Regions from separate parts of the Mus musculus genome. Here region 1 is linked to region 2. Evidence: chromatin loops called from intact Hi-C (ENCODE). Cell type or tissue: heart. All regions are shown on one strand.

The links. A loop is a pair of places that touch in the nucleus more often than their neighbours do. Peaks named below come from ENCODE experiments on the same cell type or tissue, not always from the same donor. Only the 100,000 strongest peaks of a DNase experiment are listed, where the experiment ranks them.
Region 1: a loop joins it to region 2, with 2.4 times the contacts of the local background. A loop is called at or near these places in 3 of 42 quality-filtered maps.

What each region holds. Positions count from the first base shown.
Region 1 is chr16:13,438,746-13,443,745 of GRCm38, forward strand. Gm41421 (a long non-coding RNA gene) reads left to right here. Exons shown (of 2, transcript XR_875921.2): 2 at 1-1,456. Among named protein-coding and RNA genes, the nearest start is that of n-TTcgt5, 3.9 kb to the left of the region's middle. In heart, a CTCF peak has its summit at 1,921 (motif pointing left); a DNase peak (open chromatin) is centred at 1,966; H3K27ac peaks cover 136 bases.
Region 2 is chr16:13,665,407-13,670,406 of GRCm38, forward strand. It overlaps Parn (poly(A)-specific ribonuclease (deadenylation nuclease)), which reads right to left and starts at 2,764. Exons shown (of 24, transcript NM_028761.3): 1 at 2,605-2,764; 2 at 2,128-2,205; 3 at 496-575. The coding sequence starts at 2,623. In heart, no CTCF peak of the experiment used is centred here; a DNase peak (open chromatin) is centred at 2,745; H3K4me3 peaks cover 1,592 bases; H3K27ac peaks cover 1,429 bases.

The DNA.
Region 1 (5,000 bases), 230 kb before region 2:
ACAGGAGAGGGGGGGCATGATAGTGCAGGTCTGCAATCCTAAAGATAGACTGAGAGAAGGGAGACAAGAGGATCCTTCATCTACCAGTCTAGCTGAATTAAGGAGCTTGTCTCAAACAATAGGCTGTAAGACTGGTAGTGTTGGCCCCAGCATTCAGGAGGCAGAGACAAGTAGATCCCTGAGTTCAAGGCCAGCCTAGTCTACAAATCGAGTTCCAGGACAGCCAGAACTACACAGAAACCCTGTCTCAAAAATAAGTAAGTAAATAAATAAATAAATAACGTTATTAAGGAGACAGGCACCCATGGGGAAGCTGTCGGAAGGGCTGTTTCCATTCGTATCCTGCACACTGTTTGTATTTTCTATAAGATGATGGTGTTGACATGTGAAGTTTATTTTCACGGAATCATACCCACAAAAGGAAGAAGCAGGGTGAGAGAGGAAAGAGAGAAAGGCTGCAAAGATGGCTTCTTAGAACACAGGCAGATGACAGCAGCAGGGTGTAGATTGTCTGAGCATGGAGTTCTCCAGCAGTGTGTGCACTCCTTTTGTTGTATTTGATGCTGTTCTGCTATTCATTTCTTTCTGAAGAGCTACAAAAGAGCAAGTCTCCCATCTTAAAAAAAAAAATGTTTCCACGGCAGGTGTGGTGGTATTTGCCTGTAAAACCAGCACTTTGGGGAGGCTGAGGCAGGAGGATGGGAGTTCAGAGTAAGCCTGGGCTACATGTAAGACCCTATTTTTAAAAAACAATACCATCACAACAAAAACAAACCAGGCCTTCACAAAGCCCCCAAGGTTTCATCACCAACACATACGCACACACATGCACATACACACACAAACACACACACAGAGCGAGAGGAGGAGGAGAATATAAGAGTACAGATTCACTTATGAGGTGTTTTCTGTTTTTAAAACCCTCTTGTGTCTGTGTCTGTACATATGTGTGTGCGCACAAGGGTGAGTGTCAGGTGGCCACCTCTCCTGCTTTCCACTTTATCTGAGGCATGTCTCTCAGTGAACCCGGAGCTCCCTGGCTGTGCTCCACTCTCTTGCCAGCAGTCTTTTGGGACTCACCTGTCCCCCCCACACCGATGCAAGGGTTACCGCCATGCAGTGCATCTCCTCGTACAGAATTTCCCCTGATGCTGGGGATCTGACCTCAGGCCCCTGTCAGCGCAAGCCCTTTACCAACTGAGCCATCTCCCAGAGCTGCTTGTTTGCTTGTTTGCTTGCTTGCTTGTTTGCTTGTTTGTTTGTTTGTTTGTTTGTTTGTTTAGAAGCTTTAAGATTACACAGGAATCAGGTTGAGACTAGTGTGTGGGAGGAGAGTATCATGGAACTGTGAAACCAGTGTGCTATGTGCTATCGGATTGGAAACTAGCGACCCAAAGCCTGAATTCAGTTTGTTTACACTTTGGTGAGTAAAGCTGGCCATGCCGGTGATAACCCAGGCACTTTCTGTTGGTTTATTCCACTTGTGTTCATGCACATATGAAGCCATGTTTGGAGCTAGAGCTCTTACATGGATTTCACGTCGGCAGGTCCCCCTGGAAGCTGCTGCCTTTGTGAAGAATCGCACACAGTTCTTCTTCGGATATGGGGAGGGGAGGGAAGAAGGTGGCTGATACTGGGGCTGGGGGAAGGGTTTGAACTGGACCCCAACATGGGAAATGACCACCAGGGAGAAGATAATTTACATGGCGAGTCTGTGACTTTCTGATAAGAAGAAACTAAATGCTTCTCATAAGCCTCTCTGTTCTTGAATAAACAGTGGTAGCAAAGGGCTTAAAAGGCTTCCTCGAGAAGAAGAAAATGCCTAAGTTCTGGGACAGGAACTAGCAATCTCCTAAGATCAAAGGAAGAACTGTTTGTCAACAGAGACTGCACAGGCACAGCTGCAACAGTGCCACCTCATGGCCGCATAAAGCTAAAGCAATCATGCATTCGACCCTGCCCCATTGGAAAGAGCCTGGATGGACCTGGCCATTTAACTCACTGTGCCTTGGTCTCCTCCTCTGCTGTAAAATCAGAAGGACACACAGTAACTTACTTCCCTCCAGTCTTGGGGGCGGGGATGATTGCAGGGCCTTCGGGGTGCTACGGAAAAATTCTACCATGGAATTACAGACCCCCCTTTTTTATTTATTTTGAGACAGGATCTCAGTAAGTTACCCAGGCCAGATTCTTGATTCTCCTGCCTCAGTGATGGCAGGTTTGCTCCATCACATTTGTCTCTGTCATGGACGACAGTTCTACAAAAGATACTTCATGCCATCACAACTGGTCACAGAAGAAACTACTCAATATCTGGAGAGGTGACAATAGCCACGGTTGGCTCAGGGAAAGTTTTGTTCTGGATTGCTTTAAGATATAGTCTGATGCTATTGTTATAGGGCCTTGGAGATGTGAGTGCCCACTTATTTTTGCTAAACAAGTCCCCCTGAGGTCCAGTGGAGACAGAATTCCACCAAGTTTCACTCTGGGGAACCAACGAGTTTATTGGGTTCCCTTACAGAGCACAGGAGAAGGGTGTGGGTGATCTTCCTTCAAAGTGCTGCACTGCAAAGTCTTTACTCAGCAGAGATAATGGCTTCCCTTAGCCACACAGATGGAGAACCCAGTTATAGGACACTCTTGTATACAACAAGTGGTAGAAAGCAGCTGGAAACTCAGATGAAGTCACTGGGCCTCGCGTTCCTCTGTAAGGGGCTGTACCAGCCAATAAGACCAGGTGATGCGTGTGCCCCAGTACATGGGTGCCCCAGTACTCATACCTACTGGCACACTTGTTTTCACAAGAACAGATCAACTAAAGTTCTAGTATAGTTCCAATTATTCAAGAGCAACTAATGTTAGAGGTTAGCGGGTATAAGTGAACACTCCAAGATGGCTGTTGTTTTGGAAGACACTCTCACAAACAAATACAAATCTCTCTCTCTTTCTCTCTCTCTCTCTCTCTCTCTCTCTCTCTCTCTCTCTCTCTCTCACAGACACACACACACACACACACACACACACACATTAATGCACTGGGGTGTAGCCTCATGCTAGAGTGCTGCTTAGCATAAAGCCCTGGGTTCCACTCCCAGCACCATGTACACATATACACAAACTAACTACACAAATTTAATTAACAATTTGATAACATGGGAATGAAGGAGCGTGCATATACACATTGCCCCCAAACGCTCCCTTGTGCCTCTTTGACATCTACTTACTTGTTTGAGTGTGGCAAGTACTTACCGCATGAAACCCTCCCCCTGGAAGCTCACGGCACACACTGGCTGCTAGGCGTTATGTTGATAGCAGAGCCCCGGCATTAGTTGCTCTTGCTGGAACTTTAGTTGATGCTCTTTCATGTGCGTGTGAAGAACTGTGTCAGTAGGCATGAGTATCAGTGCACACACGGGATTGGGTCTATGGACATCATCGAGTTTGTTTTTGTCTCTGCGACTGTGGAACTGAGGCTGTTTGGGACTCATGTTCCTGCTGCCTGAGCTCCCCAAGGGCTAGGATTACAGAGGTCCATCACCACAGCCAGCATTGGCTCCTCACAAGGTAAAGAAGTCCTTTCTCCACACAAGACACTCTCGTGAATCTGGCTTGTTGATAAGGATAGACCTCCAGGTTGGCGTGAGTGGTGAAGAGAAGCCAACAAAGAGAGGCTGCCGGTCAGGCTCACAGTTTCCTCAAAAAAACCATGTAAAGGGAAAGCACAAAGAGCAAACAGGCGAGGACCCTGGAGAGCAGGTCGCACTCAACCTGCACTCCCATGGACGAGATGCCAATGAAGAAGCTGTGTCCCTGACTCTGACCTTCTAAAAAGGGCAGGCCTGGCCGGTCCCCACCTCCCCACACCCTACCTGGGCTAACATCGATGCTTAGAAAGTGACATTAAAGAATAAAAAAGAAATATGGACGCTTTCATAAGAAAGTGAACAGTCGTACACATTCCTCCCTTCAAGCCAGGAGAGTGTTTCGGCATGAGCAACACTTAAAAGAAGTGTGACAGAGCTTGGAGTGTGCACTAGGGGGCCTTCTGCTGAGTTCACTGCGCTGTGGCTCTTGTGTTTCCCTGACCAGGAGCCCCCTCAGTCAGGGGAGTGTAGATGGGTGACTCAGTGTGGGCAAAACTGAACCAATGAGTCTGGAAGCCTCACTACATGCAAGATCTGCAAGAGACCTCTTTTCTCCTTTCTTTTCCCCTCTTTCTCCTCTGTTTTCCCTCTTCCTCCTCTTCCTCCTCCTGTTCTTCCTCCTCCTCCACCTTCTTTTTATTTTGGTGCAGGATAGTCTCATGTAGCCCAGGCTGGCCTAGAATTCTCTATGTAGAACAGCCACAAACGTCTGGTCGCCCTGCCTCCATCTCTCATGCTGAGGCACTTACAATCATGTATCACCATGCTGGTTTATGTGGCGCTGGGGATGGATCCCAGGGCTTTATACATGCTTGGCAAGCACTCTACCCACAGCCTCAACATGCTCTGCTCCAAATGCCTCTTGCCCAGTGAGGCTGTGGCCCTTTAACTATCAAACCCTTTAGCCAGCTATTAAAAAAAAGAAAGAAAGAAAGAAAGAAAGAAAGAAAGAAAGAAAGAAAGAAAGAAAGAAAGAAAGAGAATAGAAAAGAAATAAAAACAAAAAACCACAAAACTGGACTTTGAAGAAAATATGAAATTTCCTGATTTAAAAATGTTGGCCTCTGAACCAAATGTATTGCTATTATTTTAGATGCTATTTGGGCCAAATGAATACATCCAGGTCATGTGGACCTGTGGGCAAGCTCTAGGCGAAGAAAAACAACAACAAAAACTTCTGAATCTAGCAGGCATTTATTTTTAAGTTGCTGTCTGTGTAAGAGTCAGGCGATGGCTCCAGTGGATTTCAAAGAAGAGTTCTGTTCCCATGGCAAAGTAGACCTTTCATTTCCATTTAGTCCAGACCTTCTTGTATCTTGCTTCCTTGCTCCTCTCCCTGCTCTTCCACTTCTTCCT
Region 2 (5,000 bases):
CCTTTTACCTTTAAAAACCCTCATTTACCTATGGACTATGTCTGTCTCCTCTCTATCCAGAGGCAGCCTTTTGTTCCTCCATACAAATACCCCTGCCCCATCTCTCTGCCCCCTTTCCCTTCTCCCTTGTCCTCCCTCTCTTATGTTTATCTCTTATTCCTCTGGGGCAAAAACATGTCCTGTGTGTTGCGAGCTTGGTCTGGGGGCTTCTGAGCCAATACTGATCCTTTCAACTACATCATACTTATTTCCTACATATTGAATTAATATTCAAAGGTAATAGCCCTTCCCCAGAATGTCTTTCAGAGAACAATAAACAATCATTTTGTTATTTTTTTTAAACATCACTAAAATGTAACTTTCTGGCTAGATTTGAAAAGATGCACCTCACTTAGAAAACATGCAAGTGTAAATTTAATGATTCCGCCTTTCTGTAATTCAGTAGCAAGAGGAGCCACAGGAGAAAGGAAAGGGCTTTTGAGAATACCCACTTGCCTTTTTAAGCTTCTGATATCTCTCTTCTGGGGTGTCAAAACCACTTGTTAATGCTGTTACTGAGGGTCCATTGCTGATTCCTAGATCATAAAAAACAGATATTAGGCTGCTTCATAAATGCTAGTGTGTCAGTCTCCAGTGCTTATTCATATTCCCATTAGTTAAAATTAATTCAAAGTGCCTGTATCACACTTTTTAAAAATTAACATTCATCTGTGCTGTGGGTGTAGTTCACTGGTAGAAGTGCTTGCTTGCCTTGCACATGAGGGCCTAGGCTGGATTCTTACATTCACAGAGAAATCATAATTACAGGATGGAGAGATGGCTCAGTCAGCAAACTGCTTGCTGTGTAAGCGTGAGGACCTGAACTGGAATCCCTAGAACCCATGCAAACAGCTCCGTGCAGCACTGCCGAGAGCAGCGGATCCCTGAAGCACACTGGGCGACCAGGTGCATTGCAGGTTGAGACACTGCCTCAAAAAATAGAGTGTGGTTGAGGAAAAGCATTCAGTGTTGAACTCCAGCATCTATTCATGCACATGTGTGTACACATACTTAAACGCATACGTAGCACATGTGGGTCTACTGAGCTAACCAAGGAAGACTTGTACTAAAGCATTAAGTAATATCCTTATTTGTCGTCTAAGTACAGCCCTGGCCAGTCTCACAATACTATAGGTTTCCTCTTACATGATGTGTCTAGAGTGGTCACAATCAAAGACAAATGATGGCTGGTAGAGGCTAAAGGGAGTAATAGAATAATTCCATGAGTAGTTATCTATTTAAGATAGAAAAAGCCGGGCGTGGTGGCGCACGCCTTTGATCCCAGCACTTGGGAGGCAGAGGTAGGCGGATTTCTGAGTTCGAGGCCAGCCTGGTCTACAGAGTGTGTTCCAGGACAGCCAGGGCTATACAGAGAAACCCTGTCTCAAAAAACCAAAAAAGAAAAAAAAAAAAAAATCCAGAACTGGAGGATACCAGCTGGACAGCAACATGAGTGTAGTTAATGCTACCAAATTCCAAAACCACTTAAGAACAAATGCAATAGAGCTAGGAAATGTCTTGAAGCGTAAAGTGCTTGCCATGCAAACACGAGGACCTGAGTTTGGACCTTCACCATATAAAAACTGAGCATGTCAGCACACAGTAACAGGACCCCACAGCTGTCATCCTGGCACCTGTAACCCCAGCATGGATCTTGTAGGAGAGACAGATTCGGGGGGCCTGCTGGCCAGCCATCTTAGTAAAATACCCAGCTCTAGATTCAACAAGAGAAACACGTTGAAAACTTATTTTAAACATAAGCTACCCAAAAACAACCTCTGGCCTCCACTCATCATATACATATACATATTTGTGTGTGTGTGTAGTGTGTGCATTTCGAAATGATAAACTTGGATAGGTGTATTTTGTCACAGGAAAAAGACCTCAACCTAAACCCCCTGCTTTTTAACCATATACACCTAAATTAGTTTAAACAGCACCAGAACCATAATCTCTATCCAAAAATCTCACGCCCTGACCAACCACAAAACCACATCTCTCCCAGGCTTTTGCCATGACCAGTGAGGAAGGAGGCAGGGAGCCTTTGCAATACAAGGTGTAAGCCCAGAGCTTTCAAGGGAGTGATACCTGAAAACTCCCCATCGATGGCGAAGAAGTCAGCCTCCTCTATGGCCTGGTACACTTTGTGAAGATTAATCTTAAAATCTGCAGAGAAACCAAGAAAAGGCTCAGAACAGGTGGCCTGCCTTCCTGCCCACCAACTAAAGGGAGATGGGAGAAAGGGCCGGAGGAGCTCCCGGGGCATCGGAGAAGCGGAATAAGTGTTCAAGGACCACAAGGGACACCTCCTCCAGGGGTCACTAGATAAAGTATGCACGACTGAAAAGGGCTAGCCCTGAGCAGGTGAGCAGGGAAAAGAAAGGCATGGATGCCAAAGGTGCACGCTTTGCAGAGCGACAAGTCCCACCAGCAGCACCGCTTTTCAGAGGAAGTATTGCCCGGCGGGACTGACTTGTCCCGGGCCCCGCTAAACTCGAGAGGTCTGGGCCTAGCACGCTAGGTGGGCTTGAGGACAGGGATGGGGGTTGTGCGGCGGACACGCACTGCTCCGGATTATCTCCATCCTGCGGCGCAGACGGAACCTTGGCCCCGCCCAGGCTGACGCCGGTCCACGCGCAGAGTTCCGCAGCAAAAGCAGCGTGGGGATGTCGGAGGCCGCCACGAAACAGCACAGGACACTTCCGGAAACAGCGCGCGCCGCTGCGCCTGCGTCAGATCTGTGTCACGTTAGGGGCGGAGCCCGGGCCCTCCGGGCTGCCTAGAAAGGAAAAAGGGGCATTGCTATCAAAGTCTCAAGGCCTGGCCCATATGTTGGAGAAGTTTCCTGTCCTGAACCTGGTTGATCAAGAGACATATGGACTGGTTTCCCCTGGGTCTATAATTCCAGTCTGAGAAGGATGAGGCAGGAGAATTTGCAAATTCGAGGCCAGCTTAGGGAACATAATGAGAGTCTGTCTAAAAATTTTTAAATTAATTTTATATATACAAATATATAATTCTTGCTTAATTTGTGGGGTAAAGTGTTGGAGAAGTATACGTGCGCATTTGTGTGGCGGTCGGTGATCACTAGTAGTAAGCAAAGAAGGACCTCCCGTGGCTGTTCTTGTTCTCCACCTTCCTTGAGACAGGGTCTCTCTCACTGACTGAACTTGTTTCAGCCGGAGTGGCGCCTAAAATGCCAGTCTCTGACTCCCAACACTGGGTTTACAAGATTGCAGGGCTGTGCCTAGCTTTTTTTTCATGGGTGCTGGGGATTTGTCCATGAGTCTGGATGACTCCACAGCAAGTGCTCTTACCCACGGAACCATCTCTATGCCCCATATTGACTGAGTTCCGGTTCTATGCCACTCTGGTAGAAGAGAGACACTGTGATGACAAATCATGGTGGTTGTCCCATTGCAGCGTAAAACTTGGATAAGAAGAAAAAAAAAAAAAAGCCAGGCAGACATCAGACTTGCTACTTGGAAACATGATAGTTGCTATGGAGATAAAGAGCAAAATTCTGCAGCAGAGAGTGTTAGGTAATCAGAAAAGGCAGAGCCATTTTTGGGAGCCTACTTTGTGACCTAACACTCTACAAAAGTGGCAAGTACTCTTAACCTCTGAGCCATCTCTCCAGCCCTACATTCAGCTCACCTCAAAGAGTTTCAGGATTTTGTTAGCCAGCCCCTGCTGGCTTATTCCAGAGATAAAGTGTTCACAGGGGCTAGATAGTTGGCTGTTAACAACTGTAATCTTTCCAATATTTATCCTCCAAAGAGTAAATGAGACCCCGTGTGATGGCTATTCTTGGGTGTCAACTTGACAATATCTGTACTAAGCTACAATTCAGAAATGGAAGGCACACCTGTGAGAGATTTCCTGCTTGATTTACAGTGAGTGAATTCACTTCTAGTCCAGACCTCTGAGGTAGGAAGACATACATGCTTAATCCAGATCTTGAGGCAAGAAGACACACACCTTTAATCTAGATCTTGAGGTAGGAAGACACAACTCTAATCTGGGCCAACCTTCTGCTGGCAGCCTATGTAAGGACCTGGAAGAAGGAAGCGCTTACTCTTTGCCTGCTTACCCTGTAGGAAGTCCATTCCTTCACTGGCATTGAGGCCCTCCTTCCAAAAGACCAACTTAGACATCCAGCCTTGTGAGACTGAACAAGTACTAGAACCTTAGACTTGCTGGTCCCAGCTAGTCATTGTTAGATTATTTCCTCTCATATCTAAATATATACAGTTTGCTTCTTTATTTTAACAGAGTGCATTAGTGAGGGTAACCTAGGGTCACAGAACTTTGGAAATTATTCTCTGTCTCTGTGTGTATGTGTCTCTCTCTGCTTTGCACATCGGGAATGATGATACCTTTACCTGCCCTGGAGCTCGAACATCTCCCCCAGGATGCTGACCTTCAGAAACTTCTGTTAGAGACTAGACCTGATCTTCAGCTGAGATACATCACACAGGTGAGCAGCCTTGGGAAGATAGGCTTAGGACCATAGTTAGGAACTTAGTGTGAACCTTGTGTGATAAACCTCAGCGTAATACAACGTAACTTTCATTACACTAAATACTATGCATATCTATCTCCCTTCTTGCTTAAGACAGAGGCAGGTTGATCTACAGATTGAGTTCCAGGACAACCAGGGGTACACAGAGAAACCCTGTCTACAAACAAACAGGGGAAGTATGGTGGGACACACCTGCAATCCAACCATCTGGAGAGTTCATTTGAATTCAGGACTAAACCTGTTCTACAAAGGTTGTGTCTTATTTATTTATTTATTTATTTATTTATTTATAATATATGTGTGCTCTCCTGCATATGTATCTGCTGCCTGAAGATGGCATCAGATCCCATTACAGATGGTTGTGAGCCACCATGTGGTTGCTGGGAATTGAACTCAAGACCTCTGGAAGAGCTCCCAGTGTTCTTAGCCATCTCAC